Regions from separate parts of the Homo sapiens genome. Here region 2 is linked to region 1. A link is a contact called in ENCODE Hi-C or POLR2A ChIA-PET data. All regions are on one chromosome and are shown on one strand. The core of a region is the stretch at or near the end of the contact, and the rest is flanking DNA. Distances in the headings are between cores, read along the strand shown. Region 1 overlaps CERS6 (ceramide synthase 6). Region 2 overlaps CERS6 (ceramide synthase 6).

Evidence for each region. A loop is a pair of places that touch in the nucleus more often than their neighbours do. ChIA-PET counts read pairs that join two places held with the same protein, here RNA polymerase II (POLR2A). Pooled maps may share reads with other maps.
Region 2: a map of heart left ventricle shows a loop between it and region 1 (2.7-fold over the local background). The contact joins two enhancer-like sites. A Hi-C loop is called at or near these places in 9 of 168 maps with a recorded cell type or tissue (Right ventricle myocardium superior, cardiac septum, heart left ventricle and 3 more), 12 of 37 single-sample maps with no recorded cell type and 9 of 50 pooled maps. POLR2A ChIA-PET finds 5 or more read pairs at or near these places in 7 of 52 experiments (Caco-2, K562, MCF 10A and 4 more).

Annotation. Positions count from the first base shown.
Region 1 is chr2:168,465,744-168,472,900 of GRCh38, reverse strand. All of the region lies in intron 1 of CERS6 (ceramide synthase 6), which reads right to left. LOC102724081 (a long non-coding RNA gene) reads left to right here. Exons shown (of 4, transcript XR_002959433.2): 1 at 1-7,157. Among named protein-coding and RNA genes, the nearest start is that of CERS6, 13 kb to the right of the region's middle. Within about 2 kb of position 1,905, at least 5 of the 41 ENCODE cell types and tissues checked have a DNase peak (open chromatin) inside an H3K27ac peak, as active enhancers do.
Region 2 is chr2:168,514,721-168,522,077 of GRCh38, reverse strand. The region is part of intron 1 of CERS6 (ceramide synthase 6); the gene reads right to left. Among named protein-coding and RNA genes, the nearest start is that of CERS6, 62 kb to the right of the region's middle. Within about 2 kb of position 3,064, at least 5 of the 41 ENCODE cell types and tissues checked have a DNase peak (open chromatin) inside an H3K27ac peak, as active enhancers do.

The DNA of each region.
Region 1 (7,157 bases), core at 656-3,155:
TTTCAAATCCAAAGTATCGGATACCTTTGTTTCCATTGTCTCAAATGACAAATTGAGTGAGACCATCTATATTCAAGGAACAAGATCCAGTTTGTCAACAAACTTATACACCTATCCTATTTAACATCCTTAATCTGTTTATCTTTTAAAAAGAAAAAGATGTAAAGATACTGTATTTTTGTCTCTTTACTAGCGCCTATCCTTATAAAACAGTATATTAATCAAATAAGGTGGAAAAGAAAATGGATGTTCTGACTATGGCCTTTCTCTTACTTTCTCACATTCTGACATCCTCTTCCCATTCCTTTTTCAGTAATTTCTTTATTAAATTCGATGGCCAAATACCAATCAGATTTTGTACATAAACACACACACACATATCTAAGCATGAGCACAGACTTAACACAAAGAAAGAAGGTTCTATTGGTAATGACAAGTACCAGAGCTTCTGTCGTCCTCTATAAGGAACCTACTATTCCTTAAGTGGAATAGTGAGTTTTGCTGCATAAATTAGGCCTTTCCTCTTCATACTGCAAACGGTTTTTAAAGCTTCTGGGGTACCAGTAATGTTCTGATCCTTGATCTCTGTTCTGATTAATGAACACATGGTGTATTCACTTTGCTGTGATAATTCAATGAGCTGTACAAGAAGGTATACTTTTATGCGTGTTTCAGTATGAATGCTATACAGGGAGAATAAAAAGTCTGCTTTAGAAAAAAATAGCATTTTTCTAACAATGCCATATGAACATTTGCTAAGCAAGTTTGAGTGCTGGGGTTTAGAGCTAATACCCACTAGGGTATAATGGTGACTGAATCAGCGTTTCTCCAAGATGGAATTTTAAGCCCAACTCAGGAATCTATGCTCCCTTTCATTGTGCACACATGGGTCAATCAGCGTCTGCACTCACACTCTCATCTACATCTCTCCCTCTCTCCACAGATTCGAACTGGGCCTCAGAAACAAAAAGACTATGTTCAACTTTACCTGCAAAGATAAGTGTAACCTCTTCTCAACACCCAAAATATATAATCATATACTATTTACTTACTTTGGCAGTTCTCATTCAGAGCAGCAGCCGGACTCTTAGATTGGCTTTTAAAGTAAGGTGGAAGTTTCTAGCAGCTAAGCGCATTCAATTTAGAAAAGCTTTAGACAATCTGAAAGGAAAGAAATTCCTTATATTTGACCCCTGAATAAAGAATTAGTTATTGGCTGGCAAGTGGAATGGCGATTGACGGAGAGAGCGGCTACCCAGGTCTGGTTCTGCTTTAAATGCAGTATTTTTGTCTCATCTTTAACTCTGAAAAAGGGGGAAACAGCTTACCAAAAAATAAACAGTTGTTTTAAATTGTGGAACCAAATAACTCAAATTTATTTCCTTTTTAGAAATCAGAAAAACAGCCTAAAACCATGACGTTATCTTTGAGAACAGAAAGAACATTTATTTTATGCTATTACATAGTTTTTAAATGCCAAAAAACTAAAAAGTAGTATGTAATAAATAACATTGAAAGTGTAGCAAAAGTTGAGGTGAAAGCTCTTATTATATATGCAAGTGGATTTGCCCCAAATTCATTATTACCCTGGGAAATGTGAGAACAACAGACCATCTGGTAACCAGGGCTCAGGGCCAAAAGGTAAAAGGGATCCCCTTCCCAATGAGGAGATTCCTTTTACCCAGGACATTTTTAAGACAGAGTAGGTTCTGGCAAAGAGGGGAAGGTAAGAAGATGTGAAAGCACTAGGCAAATAGGATTCAGCAGTCAAATAAGCGGTAAGCCATGGTCCTAAATTGGTTTACTTGCCTTCTGCCCAATCTTAGATGGCTTGACACTAACCAGGTGTGGACAGCCTGGGGCAGGGACATCACAAGTATTGACACTGGTAAGCCTGTTTAAAGCTTAGAGACCCACAGCTAACGCCTGCCTCTGAGCGAGGCAGCCTTGGGAGGAGCTGGAATTTCCTAGCACTGTTCTCATTAAACTCTAAGATATAGTTTACTGGCATGTTTATTTCAGGAGCCTCATTCTTTCAAATAAACTATACCTAATGCTAGCAAAAGTAAGCTTCACACATTGTAAAACTCAAAACTATGAACATAAAACACATACACAAAACCACTTGACTGCCTGAACCCTCCTTAGAAATCCTGTCTGGTTAACAACCACCACCTGCATATCTGTTTTTGTTCTCTCCCTAGTCCCTTTGCAATTCTGCAAGCAGCCATTTAAGTGTGGGAGCTTAACAAGCAAGACTTAACACACACTGGGTGAAGGCAGAAGGAAAACAAAAAAGTTTATGGTCTCAGTAACACAGGCATGCTAAGGATGAATTAGCACACCAGGAACTGACCCTGGCTATCTACAGACACAGTTCTGCCCTCAGAAGCTCCAACCCACACTTAATGGGGAGCCTTTTAATCACCTTTTTAAAAAGCCATGAAATGTGGCACAGGGACAGTGGGGGCAGGCAACACCCCTCAGTCACCAAGGAAGCTTCTTCCCACAAACACTCTAAGTCACCCTTAGGGCGAGACAGAGAAGCCATTTCTTATGGTGCAATCATAGTTCATTGCAGCCTGGACCTCCTGAGCTCAAGCGATCCTCCCATCTCAGCCTCTGGGGTAGCTGGGGCTCCAGGTGCATACCACCACGCCCAGCTAATTTTTTTTTTTTTTTTTTTTTGGTAGAGTTGGCAGGGTCTCACTAGGTTGCTCAGGTTGGTCTCAAACTCCCAGGCTCAAGCAGTCCTCCCAAAGTGCTGAGATTACAGGCATGAGTTACTGTCCTGACCTCAGGATGGGTTTAATAGGCTGAGCAGTCAGGTAGAGTGACCAGCTGTTTCAATTTTCCCTGAAATGGCATTTCCTGAGACAATCTCAAATCAGGATGAAATGGTTACTCTATAATGGCACTGCTAGGGTTCCAGGTCAGCCAGGCTCTGCCAGGACCTGAGTGAGTGGCAGAGCACAAGTCACTTCATTCATCTCTTTAGGCTGCGTATCTTCATATCCAAAGTGGGAGGTGGAGTAGTATTTTTATCTCTGCCAGTATTTCTCAAAGTGTGGTCTTCTGGTCACCTGTGCCATGAAACAGTGTCTGACAGTGGTATTGCAGTTGTGGGGGTGGGTAGGAACAGTGTACCCTGGTAGGGAGGAGTATTTTATCACTTCTATCAATTCTGTGTTAATAACTGGCTTCACATGGTGCCAATAAAAGACTAACTTTTAACCAATTTTTTTTAATTCTCTACAGCTAATACATCACCTTACTGCGTGTACCCAAAGCAGATCACTCCCACCATTCCCCACTTCAGGACACCACTGTTGTCTGACCCACAGTGGACTTGTAGATCTCTGAATCACTAAGTTTCAATTTCCATTTTCAGTAGAAAGTCTATGACCCTAAATGATGACTGAATTAAAACAGGGGCAATTTTTGGTAATTTGTCGTTATACAGCATTGTGGTTTCATCTTTGCCTTACTTCCTCATTTAATAGACAACCCACCACAAATGTCCCCTTTCATCACCCTAAGATGTCTCTAACAAAGCCTTAAGAAATGAGCAGGTTTGTTAAATTATTTACATGGCTAACTACTTACAAATTATATTTAAACTATGCAGAGCTGGAAAAGTGCCTATAGTTGAAAGCAGGTGCAAATTCCTTCTGAATTAATTTAGTCAGCCTAGGTTCGTCACATTCACACCAATGGAAGTTCCAATTTGGGGGTGCAGGTTTATTTCTCTTAAAGAAAAAAAATACATACATATATTATTTTCAGCTAATTTTGAATGTTTCCATTTTCATAAATGTGATCCCAATGTCACTAGACTGAATTTCTTTTTTCTTAAGGATCAAATTAAGATAATCCACTAGGCTTAAAATTCTGAAAGAAATCAATAAATGTCTGTCTTGAGGCTGTCCTATTTCTGGGAGGCTCTTATTAGGAAAAATGTTTCTGAGCTGTCTAAATATTAATGTACACCCTCAGCAAAGTGATTACATGAGTGTGAAGTGGACAAAGCCCCATTCCTCACTAAGCTGCTAGGGGTGTTTTCTGCCAGCTACAAGAAGAAGAATCAACATCTTCCTCAGAGGAAAAAAAGAGAGAGAAGGGAAAAGAGAATAGGGAAAGTAAAACTCTGTACACAGACAGCCCTAACTAGGGAAAATGGGGATCTATGCAGGAAAGAGGTCTATGGTAAATGTCTATGATGTAAAGGTAAGGCCAGTGAAGTCCCATTTCTGAAAATAAGAGTTTCAACAAACACTCAGAAAGTGATTGTGTGTGTGAATAAACCTGAAGAACAAGTAATCACTATTTCACTGAGCTAGGCATTGCCCTAAACACAATGCAAATATTATCTCATTTAATCCTCACAGCAACCCTATGAGTTTCACATGAAAACTGAGCTTGCAGAGGTTAAGTAATTTGCCCCTAGACCAGTAGCTAGCAAGTGGCAGGGCCAAAACACAGCCCAGGTCTTAAGTCAATATAAATGCCAAACTTGATGTGTGCCCTTACCAGTGGTCAAATACCCAATCAATTTTCCCTTGAGACTGCGTGCAATAAACAACTATCACTGGGGCTAGACCAGGGGAAGTAGGTGGAGATATCTGCATATCACTGAAAGGCAGCTTCCAGAGAAAACTCCACCCAGAGGGAGACCATCTTTGGGGATGGGGGTCTCTCTCCAAAGGCACAGAAGCCAGAGCAGAGGCCAGGCTCTCAGTGGCACACAGCGGCCCCCCACTTGTTTAACACTCCACCATTAGAAATGGTTTTCCACAGGTCCCCAGTATACAACCCACATCATTAACTGTTGAGAAGAAAAGGCTTAAAAGCATCCTCCCTCCCTAAACTGGCACAATGCTGAAAAGATTGGGGTTTCAGGGCCTGTCTAAAACTCTAAATATTTACTCTTCAATAGAACAAGTAAATCCTCCAGGTCCAGCATCAACTATGTAAACAGGCCCTACTGCTTCCACAAGTTGTACCATGACCCCATGTCCTTGGGCCCCCCCACACATATACCCATTTATTTTATTTTAGAAAATCAAATTACAGAACAGTATTTCTCAAGCAGGTACTCAATACTGTACTCTGGTATCAATTATTTTCTACACAACGTGTATTTTTACGAACCAGGTTTCATTGAATCCCCTTATGTACATTTTTGCAGAGAGTGCTCAATACTGCAAAGTGGCATATTCTCCATTTTACAAGAGAGGACACCAAATTTGAGAGAATATGTTGTCTATTACTGCACAGGTGATAAACAGCACTGTTTGAATTTAAACCTGAATTCTGTAATCTTTCTGATATCCCACCCATTTTCCTTTCAATTCTAGCTAGAAATAAATATACATGTCTATTAATTGCAATAGATATACAAAAGAGCAACACAATTTAAATATACTGTTATCAAGTCTATCCATGCAAAGATGTACACACACCCACTGACATACAAAGCCCTTTTAGTCTCCCATTTTCCATAATGCCCAAATGACTGATTGCTTCATTCTCAGTTTTTCTTCACTCAAGCTATTGTGTGCAAAACTGCCACTGCTTAAACCACCAAGTCACTTTATTCTGCTTTGAAATGGTGAGCTATTAAAACAAGATCTACAGAGCCACTTAGACTAGCTGGCAGCTTTTACTCTGATACTTGCCAAACTGTGTCCCTGGACAAGATTTTAGATGGTTTTCTAAACACCCTCCCCCACTCTTAACTCTATGCTGCTCCTCTTCTCTCAAAGACTTCCCCGTGTCTTTAAGAAAGGGTCTGTATCAGTAATAATAAGAAAGGAGGAAGTGACAAAGGAAGAAGAGAGGGAAGGAAGGTGGGGGAGGAATCGAGGAAAGGAAAGAAAGAAAATACAATCTTAATCACAGCTTCAGGAGAGCAACAGTAGCTTTGTAACCTGAAAACCTCAAAGATAAGATGTGACATTTATGTAGACAATGGCGAGTTACAAACAAATGTTATTCTTAGGTCACTGTGTGCAAAAGGTTACCTAGTGAAGGAATGCATCTCTCCTGCAATTAAAAACCATTTGTGTATCTCTAACCTCAGCCTTGTCAAAAACAAGCCCCACAACCGAATTCTAAGTTATAATAGTAAAAGCAAAAGTAGGAATAGAAGGCAGGAGTGGTCCAAGAGAAGCCCACTTTGAAGACCAGTAGAGAGAAAAAGGAAGTTCTTCTTTAAAAGAAGAAAGAAGAAAAACAGCACTGCCCAAAACATTCTTACAGATGAATTACGGAAAACAGTATTTTGTACAATGACCAAACATTAAACTTCAAAAACTACTGTTGAATAATATGTACCTGACTGCTTCTAATCAGATTGTTTTTATAATATGCAGCATTTGAGAAAAATCATCTTTAAATACTCAAGTGTTTGAATCATTTGCTTGTAAAATGCATGGAAAATTAAACTGAAAGCTAGGGAGGAAGATGAAATCTGATCTTCACTCACCCAGAGCTTCCATAGGATATACCTGTGGCCTAGGCTGCTAAGGAGAGTTTTATCTCATTATCCTGGTTTGCTTTAAATGGATTGTGTACTTACCAGGGTGACTTGACTTTAATCCTAGACTCCTCCGAAACTATGCAATGTGCTTTTCTACAGACACTTTGCTCTCCTCTTCTACACATGCAGCCAGTTTACTATTATTAAGTTGTCATATTAACAAATGGACTTGAAATGATATGCTCAGTTCAAGTGCCTTCTAAAAAAACGGGATACTTAAGAGCTCTCTGGGTTTAAAAACCTTCCTTCTATCACCCCTCACCTCCCACCCACCTATGCCAGACGATTCTGGAAAGAAGAGGCGCTCTCCTAGATTTGAGGGGAATTAAGCAGTTAAAAAAAAAAAAAAGCAGTGCTTGATGAAACTGAGATAAACAGAACTGGGATGTTTGTTCCTAACTAGAAAAATGTCAAGCCAAGAAAATGAAGGCAGTAATTTCTAGTGACCTTTCAAGTCAGCAAATCTTCTATTTTTTTTAATTGTGGTAAAATACACATAGCATAACACTTACCATCATAACCATTGTTAAGTGCACTGTTCTATGTCATTAAGTACATTCACATTGTTGTGCAACCAAGACCACCATGCAGGACTCTTTCCATCTTGCAAAACTGA
Region 2 (7,357 bases), core at 1,815-4,314, 48 kb before region 1:
ATATCATTTGCGCAATAAATTTTCCCACTGTGTTCTCAAATCAATCACTACCCAGGCACACGAACCTTAAAGATAATACATCTACAAAAATAGGCTTTCAATGATGGAGGTGGAAAGGCAATAAAAACCTCTACATGCCTCTATTTTACTTTTGAAAAACTGCTTCTAACAAATTATAAACTTATATTTCCATTCAAAGACAATTATGCTCAGTGAAGCCCCTTAGGGCCTGAAGGTTTCTAAAGGCTATTCCATTTCTAATTTAGATCTTTCCACTGTTCCTGTCAGAAATGAAGGCTCTCTCTTGGCTCGCAGACCTTGGAAATCTTTGCAGGGGAAGCTCCCAAGCTACTGGCAGAATTATTTTCAACTTCTGGCCTTGCTAATGTCACTTATTAGTTTAACATGACAACTTCTCATCTTTCACCTCTGACTCAGTGAGAAGAACCCAAGACGTCTGTCTGGAAGTGCCTCATTTCAAATGCACCCTAGAAGCTGCATTAGGAACTCACTGAAATGCCTGGCGCAGCTGTGTTACTATCACCATCTCCTGCTCTGCCCCCTCCCTCCCCTCCTCCTCTTCTTCCACCTGGAACTTGGCCAGTTTTTCAAAGCCAGGGACACACCCTTTATCTCATGGAATCTTCATGACAAATCTATCAACTCATGACAAATCTATCAAGCTTACAGGGTAGGCGTTATCTCTCTGTTAGAGAAGAGAAAAATGCAGTCAAATTTGAAAAGTCAAATCAATAGGAACAAAAAAAGGGCTCTGGTTTCCCCACTGTCCCACACTGAGCATTAAACTGTAACGTTTCACTTACAGAACATAACTCTATCAGGCTTTATTAGGCTGGTCCTGACCCCAGCTTTGGAAACCATCTGGGATCTCTTCTGTTACTTTCCAGTATTATCACTGTACGGCGTTGTCAGTCTCAAATTCTATCAGCTCAGATTTATTCTCTGAAGGTAGAATCATTAAACCAATTCTACCAAACTTGACTTAGTAATCTATCAAAAACAGAAACGTATATGTCTATAAGAAATAGAATACAGCATTTTCATGCTTTCATAAACAAAAGCAAACAAATAATATTAATGTTGCAGGGAGGAGAAGAGTATAGAAGTCTTTCCAAAATTTATTTACAGTATTTAATTCAAAGTATACCAATTGAGCGTGGTGGCTCACGTCTGTAATCCCAGCACTTTGGGAGGCTGAGGCGGCAGATCACTTGAGGTCAGGAGTTCGAGACCAGCCTGGCCAACATGGTGAAACCCCTTCTCTATTAATAATACAAAAATAAGCTGGGTGTGTTGGTGCGTGCCTATAATCCCAGCTACTAAGGAGGCTGAGGCACAAGAATCGCTTGAACCCAGGAGGCGGAGGTTGCGGTGAGCTAAGGGTGCACCACTGCACTCCAGCCTAGGCAACAGAGTGAAACTGCTTCTCAAAAAAAAAAAAAAAAAAAAAAAAAAAAAGGATATTGTAAATGTTAAAGAGTTAAATGTAAGAATTTAAACTATAAAGATCCTAGAAGAAAACCTAGGAAAAAGTCTTCTAAGACATTGGTCCAGGCAAATAATTTATGACTAAGTCTTCAAAAGCAAACGCAACAAAAATAAAAATTGACAAGTGGGATCTAATTAAACTAAAGAGCTTCTGCACAGCAAAAGAAACTATCAATAGAGTAAACAGACAACCTATAGAATGGGAGAAACTATTTGCAAACTATGCACGCAACAAAGGAGTAATATCCAGAATCTATAAGGAACTTAAACGAATCAACGAGAAAATAAAACAACCCTATTAAAAAGTGGGCAAAGGACATAAACAGACACTTCTCAAAAGACATACAAATGAGCAACAACAAACATATGAAAAATGTTCAACATCACTAATCATCAGAGAAATGCAAGTCAAAAACCACAGTGAGATAAGATCTCACACCAGACACAATGGCTATTATTAAAAAATCAAAAACTAACAGATGTTGGTGAGGTTGCAGAGCAAATGGAATGCTTATACACTATAGCTGGGGATGCAAATTAGTTTAGTCCATGTGAAAAGTGCCTGTGGAAAATTTCTCAAAGAACTAAAAATAGAATTATCATTTGACCCAGCAATCCTATAACTGGGTAAATACCCAAAAGAAAATAAATCATCTACCAAAAAGACACCTGCACTTGTATGTTCATCACAGCACTAGTCAAATAGCAAAGACAAATCAACCCAGATGCCCATCAACAGTGGATTAGAAAAAGAAAATATGGTATTAAAAGTAATGGCAAAATCCACAATTACTTTTGCACCAACCTAATACATATACACCATGGAATACTACACAGCCATAAAAAAAGAATGAAATCATGTCCTTTGCAGCAACGTTGATGTAGCTGGAGGGCATTATCCTAAGTGAACTGTCATGGAAACAGAAAACCAAATACTGCATGTTCTCAGAAAAGCAAATACTGCAAGTGAGAGCTAAACATTGGGTACGCACAAACACAAAGACGGGAACCATAAACACTGGGGGTTCCAAAAGGGGAAGGTGGGGAGGAGGGCAAGGGCTGAAAAATGACTTATCCAGTACTATGTTCATTACTTGGGTGACAGATCATTAGAAACCCAAACCTCAGCATCACACAATAGACCCATGCAACAAAACTGTACATGTATCCCTTGAATCTAAGATTTTAAAAAAATTTTTAAAAGAAAATTATATCATAAATGTCTATTGCTTTTTTATTTAAGACCACATCCCTTTAAAAAGGAATCTCCTACTCCCCAATATATTTTTCTATATATGGCAGAGTATTGCCAAGAACCAATATAATTTATGATATATGGTCAGGAAAACAATTTGAAAAATGCTACCAAGGCCAGCATTCTAAGGAATATCAACCAGCACCAAAACATTAACCCATATTTATGATGTACATAAAATTACTGTTCAATTAGTTAAAAATCCTTATTGCACACCTACAGCAGTGATCCTCAACACTGCTCCACAACACAATCTCCTGGAGGATTTTGAAACATATTATGACTCAACTCAAGTGGGACCGGGGCACTGACTTTGTCAGGAGCTCCCCGGGCAATTCCAGTGTGCAGCCAGGTTGGGAACTGCTGACTGTGCAAAATGCTAAGGAGGTGGGTGGGAGGAGGGCCACGGGGAACAAAGACACTTGGGAGAGATGCATAAAGGAGGAAGAGAATACCAACGGTCAGCCTCAGAGATGCACCCATCTGTTAACAGAGAAAGGCAACTTAGAAAGACATCAGCTCTGCAGGGAGAGAAACAGATCCATTTTCAATGTGTCAGTATTAGTGACAGCTGGAACTGTGGTGGCTGCAAAAAGACTAAGTGATCAGAGGCCCTACAGACACAGCTGTAGGAACACTAGGCAGAGAGGTATTGGTTGAAACCAAGGGATCACGTCAGAGAGCTTGGAGAGCTCTGTGTGAGTACCCAGAACTGAGCCTGGGAGACGCCAGTCATATAAGGGCAGGAAAAATTAGGGAGTGGGAGGAAGGAGAGGCAGGAGGCAGGAAGAGAAGAAGACAAACATATACATAGAGATTTCTAGCAAAGTATGGAGTAAGTCATTTAAGCATTAGCTATGAAATATTCAGAAATCCCATAGATTTCAAGAATCATTTCTTACACATAGGCAAAGCTATTTTCCTATGCTTGGGTGAAGTGCTTTAATGACTATCTTCCTATATAAGTAGTTCAAATACAATTTCAGAAGACACTGAGCCTATGCTACTGTTAAGAGAGGAATAAAAAAGTATTCCCCCACCTTCTAGGAATTTATAGAATTGCAAGTCCAAACAACCAAAAAACAGTTTATAATCAAATGTTAGGTTGTGTAGTAGAGCCAGCTCGATTTTACAGCACAGAGGAAGAAAAATACAACTTACTTTCAGATTTGGGCCCTAAACTAGATTCCCAATGAAAAATAAGTGAAAGATAACAACGTAAACAACAATGACTAAATTATGACACGTCCTTTAATGTCCTTTAAAACGGTTATGTATTTTCAAATCAACAACAGTCACTCACTGCAAAATTAGTCATGAGAAAAATCTCTGCTCTATCGCCATCATACACTATTGTGCCATTTCAATGATTAAGGGCACGCATCTTAATTTTTTCTCTAGTCTAAAAGGAATGTGCCATCTGTATATATCCGCCAAATAAAATATGAAAGGAATACTTTCCCCTCCAAAATTTTAGAGGTTGTCTTCCAACAAATAATCAAAAAGGGAGTAACCTCTTACACTCTCAGACCCCTGCAGTTTATTTTTATGGTTTTTTAAAATTAATTCCAGTTCCAAGAAAAAATTTTGCAGGATTTTTAAGTTAAAAAAGATAAGATGCCTGTGTCTCTTTTTTTCCATGGAAGTTGAGGCTACTTTTGCCCCACTAGCCAAAACCAAGAGGCATTAAAGGCTTCAATAGCCCTTTTAAAACAGTAGAGACAGCTTTAGTTCCACAACCACACCATCCACTTGTTTTTACTTTTTTTTTAATGTTTATTTTATTTTATTATTTATTTATTTATTTATTTATTTATTTTTTGAGGCAGTGTCTTGCTGTATCGCCCAGGCTGGAGTGCAGTGGCATGATCTCGGCTCACTGTGACCTCCGCTTCCTGGGTTCAAGCAATTCTCCTGCCTCAGCCTCCCAAATAGCTGGGATTACAGGCACGCCCCACAATGCCCAGCTAATTTTTGTATTTTTAGTAGAGGTGGGGTTTCTCCATGTTGTCCAGGCTGATGTCGAACTCCTGACTTCAGGTGATCCACCCAACTCTGCCTCCCAAAGTTTTGGGATTACAGGCATGAGCCACTGTGCCCGGCCTCTGCTTGTTTTTATAATCATCCTCCTGATCCCAACAGTACATCCTCCTAAGAGTAACCTTCCCTGAGAAAATAAACTGTTTCAACAAGAGACCCAGTTCTGGTCCATTTGGGCTCCTATAAGACTCTTCCAAATCAGGTGTTCCTCTTTTCTACAAATCATAAGATTTCCAGAGTCCAAACAACACCCATTAAACATTTGGCTCATTATCCTAACATTAATGAGGGGAGGAGAAAGCCTCAATGTATACTTTTTCTTGTCCATTTTAGGACAAAGCCCTATATTTGGACAGACTTGTGATCAAGAGTGCAAAACTAAAAGATGCCAGAATTCAACTGAATATAAAAAGAGACTTCCACAAGAATTGTTCAGAAACTAAATGGGCTGCTGTGACACAAAGAGGCAACATGTAGAAAGCATAAGAAAAGGTAGAGGCTTCACACATGGGCGGGTTTGGTTTTCAGTCCCAGCTCTTTCCAGGCCTAAGGTCACATATCAAATAACAACTCTTAGCTTACTTTATTTCTAATATGGGAATATTTACCGTAACAGCTCTGGGCTAGCCGCTCCGCCAAGAAACTTACACCTAGCAATTCATTTAATCCCCAAAATAACTGTAAAAGGCAGGTACTGACTACAACATTTCTCATTTTATCAATGAAGGCACTGTGGCACAGGGAGATTGAACAACTTGATTTCAAAGTCGTATGGCAAAGAAATATGGCACTGAGATTCATTTAGTCTTGCTCTAGAATCTGCTCCCTTAATCGCTATACACTCAAAAAATTGCAGCCACTATTGTAATTTATTATTACTGACATCAAATAACAATATTATTATTTATTATATGATATTACATAGTATATAAAATTGTTATTAAGCTGCCTGATTCTGGACATGTTCCAGCAGAAGTTGGAAACTCCCCTAAGTGATCTATAGGGTTCTGTTCTACTCTATGACTTGATTCCATGGTGGGTGAGTCTGGTTCTCTGAACTGCAGAGGAAGATGTTATGACATCTTAGCCCTGTGTTCTTCCCACAAGCTAGGCCCACCAATCCCATTTCCACGTGGCAAACCTCTAATCAAGGAAAATGTAAGTGGTTTTGAATATTCTGGAAACTACCTGCAAGAAGGAGACTAAAGTATTGAAAATGGAAGCCTTGGCCCATTGTTCCAAATTTCAAGATGGAGCTTAAGCTGTCAATACAAACATTTGCTGAATTCTGACATTCCACCTCCATTTGGAGAATGTCCAACAGAAAGGGTCTGAGTTCTTTCTTTTCCATTCTTTTATACTGCAAGGGACAGTCATCTCCATGAGCTGGTGCTTCTCAAAAAAGTCACCAGAGATAGGATCCCAGAAAGCTACAGAGTAGTGTCAGCTACAGTACAGACAATTTCTCCAACAAAATTGCCTCGTTACAGATTCTCTTCTTGGCACAACAAGTACTTTCAAAAATAGTAGCCCAATTTCACAAGCAAGTTGGAACCCACTGATCCTGACTTCTAAAATACCGCATTCCTTCTGTTGCTAGTAATGCTCAAAATATGCCTCTTAAAATTACTTGTCAAAGTCTCCTTTTAACAGGGCCAATTACTTTTCTCCTGAGACAAAAGCCTGAGAACCAGAAGCCTAGGAAAATGAATGGATCATGATCTTGCTGGCATGTTTAGCAATGAACTTAAAGTGGTCCCCACTTTCCACATCAATTCCCCTCCCCACTTGGTGATGAGAATTCAAATGTTCTCAAAGATTCTGGGCCAGGACCATCTTTAAAGTTTAAAGAATTTTCCTTTTTTTTTTTCCCACAGTGACTACATAGTTAAATTACCAAAATTACACTTAAGGAAAAGGTCAAAAGTTACTTTCTTAATTTACATGCCGGGCTTGGACATAGGGGATTAATTTGAGCAATCCAGTTATGTTTTTGTGTGTTAACATGTAACTGGCAAAAAATACATAATTGTTCATTCTTAATGATTAAATTGTGGAATATGTTCTCTTGCAATTCTTAAAATATAGACAACTGAACTATTCAGTAAAATAATTACATGAGTCCATGTTCATGGCAGTAACAATTTTAAAGGTTAAGGAGAAAGTCTAAAATACTAAAATCTCATTTTATTCCTATTATCTAGCTTCCAATATCAAAAACCAATTACAAAGAAATTATTTTCTCATTACACACATATGCATGTGTGGATACATACATTACTGGAACCCACTCATCATGGTGGAAGTTGCTCAGAACTAAGACCCAGGTGAGCTCTGATCTGTTTCAGATGGTGCTGCAAAGTCAGTCTTGTTATGCTGGCCGAGTGAACTATATGATTCAACTTCTTCAACTGTGAAAATAAGGTACTGGATGATCTCACAGGTCCCTTCTAATTCTATAGCCATTCTTGAAAGTTCTCTATCTTCACCAAAGAAATTAATTTCTACTGGAAATGGACTCATTTTCACTTTCTACTGCTCATTGCTCCTCTT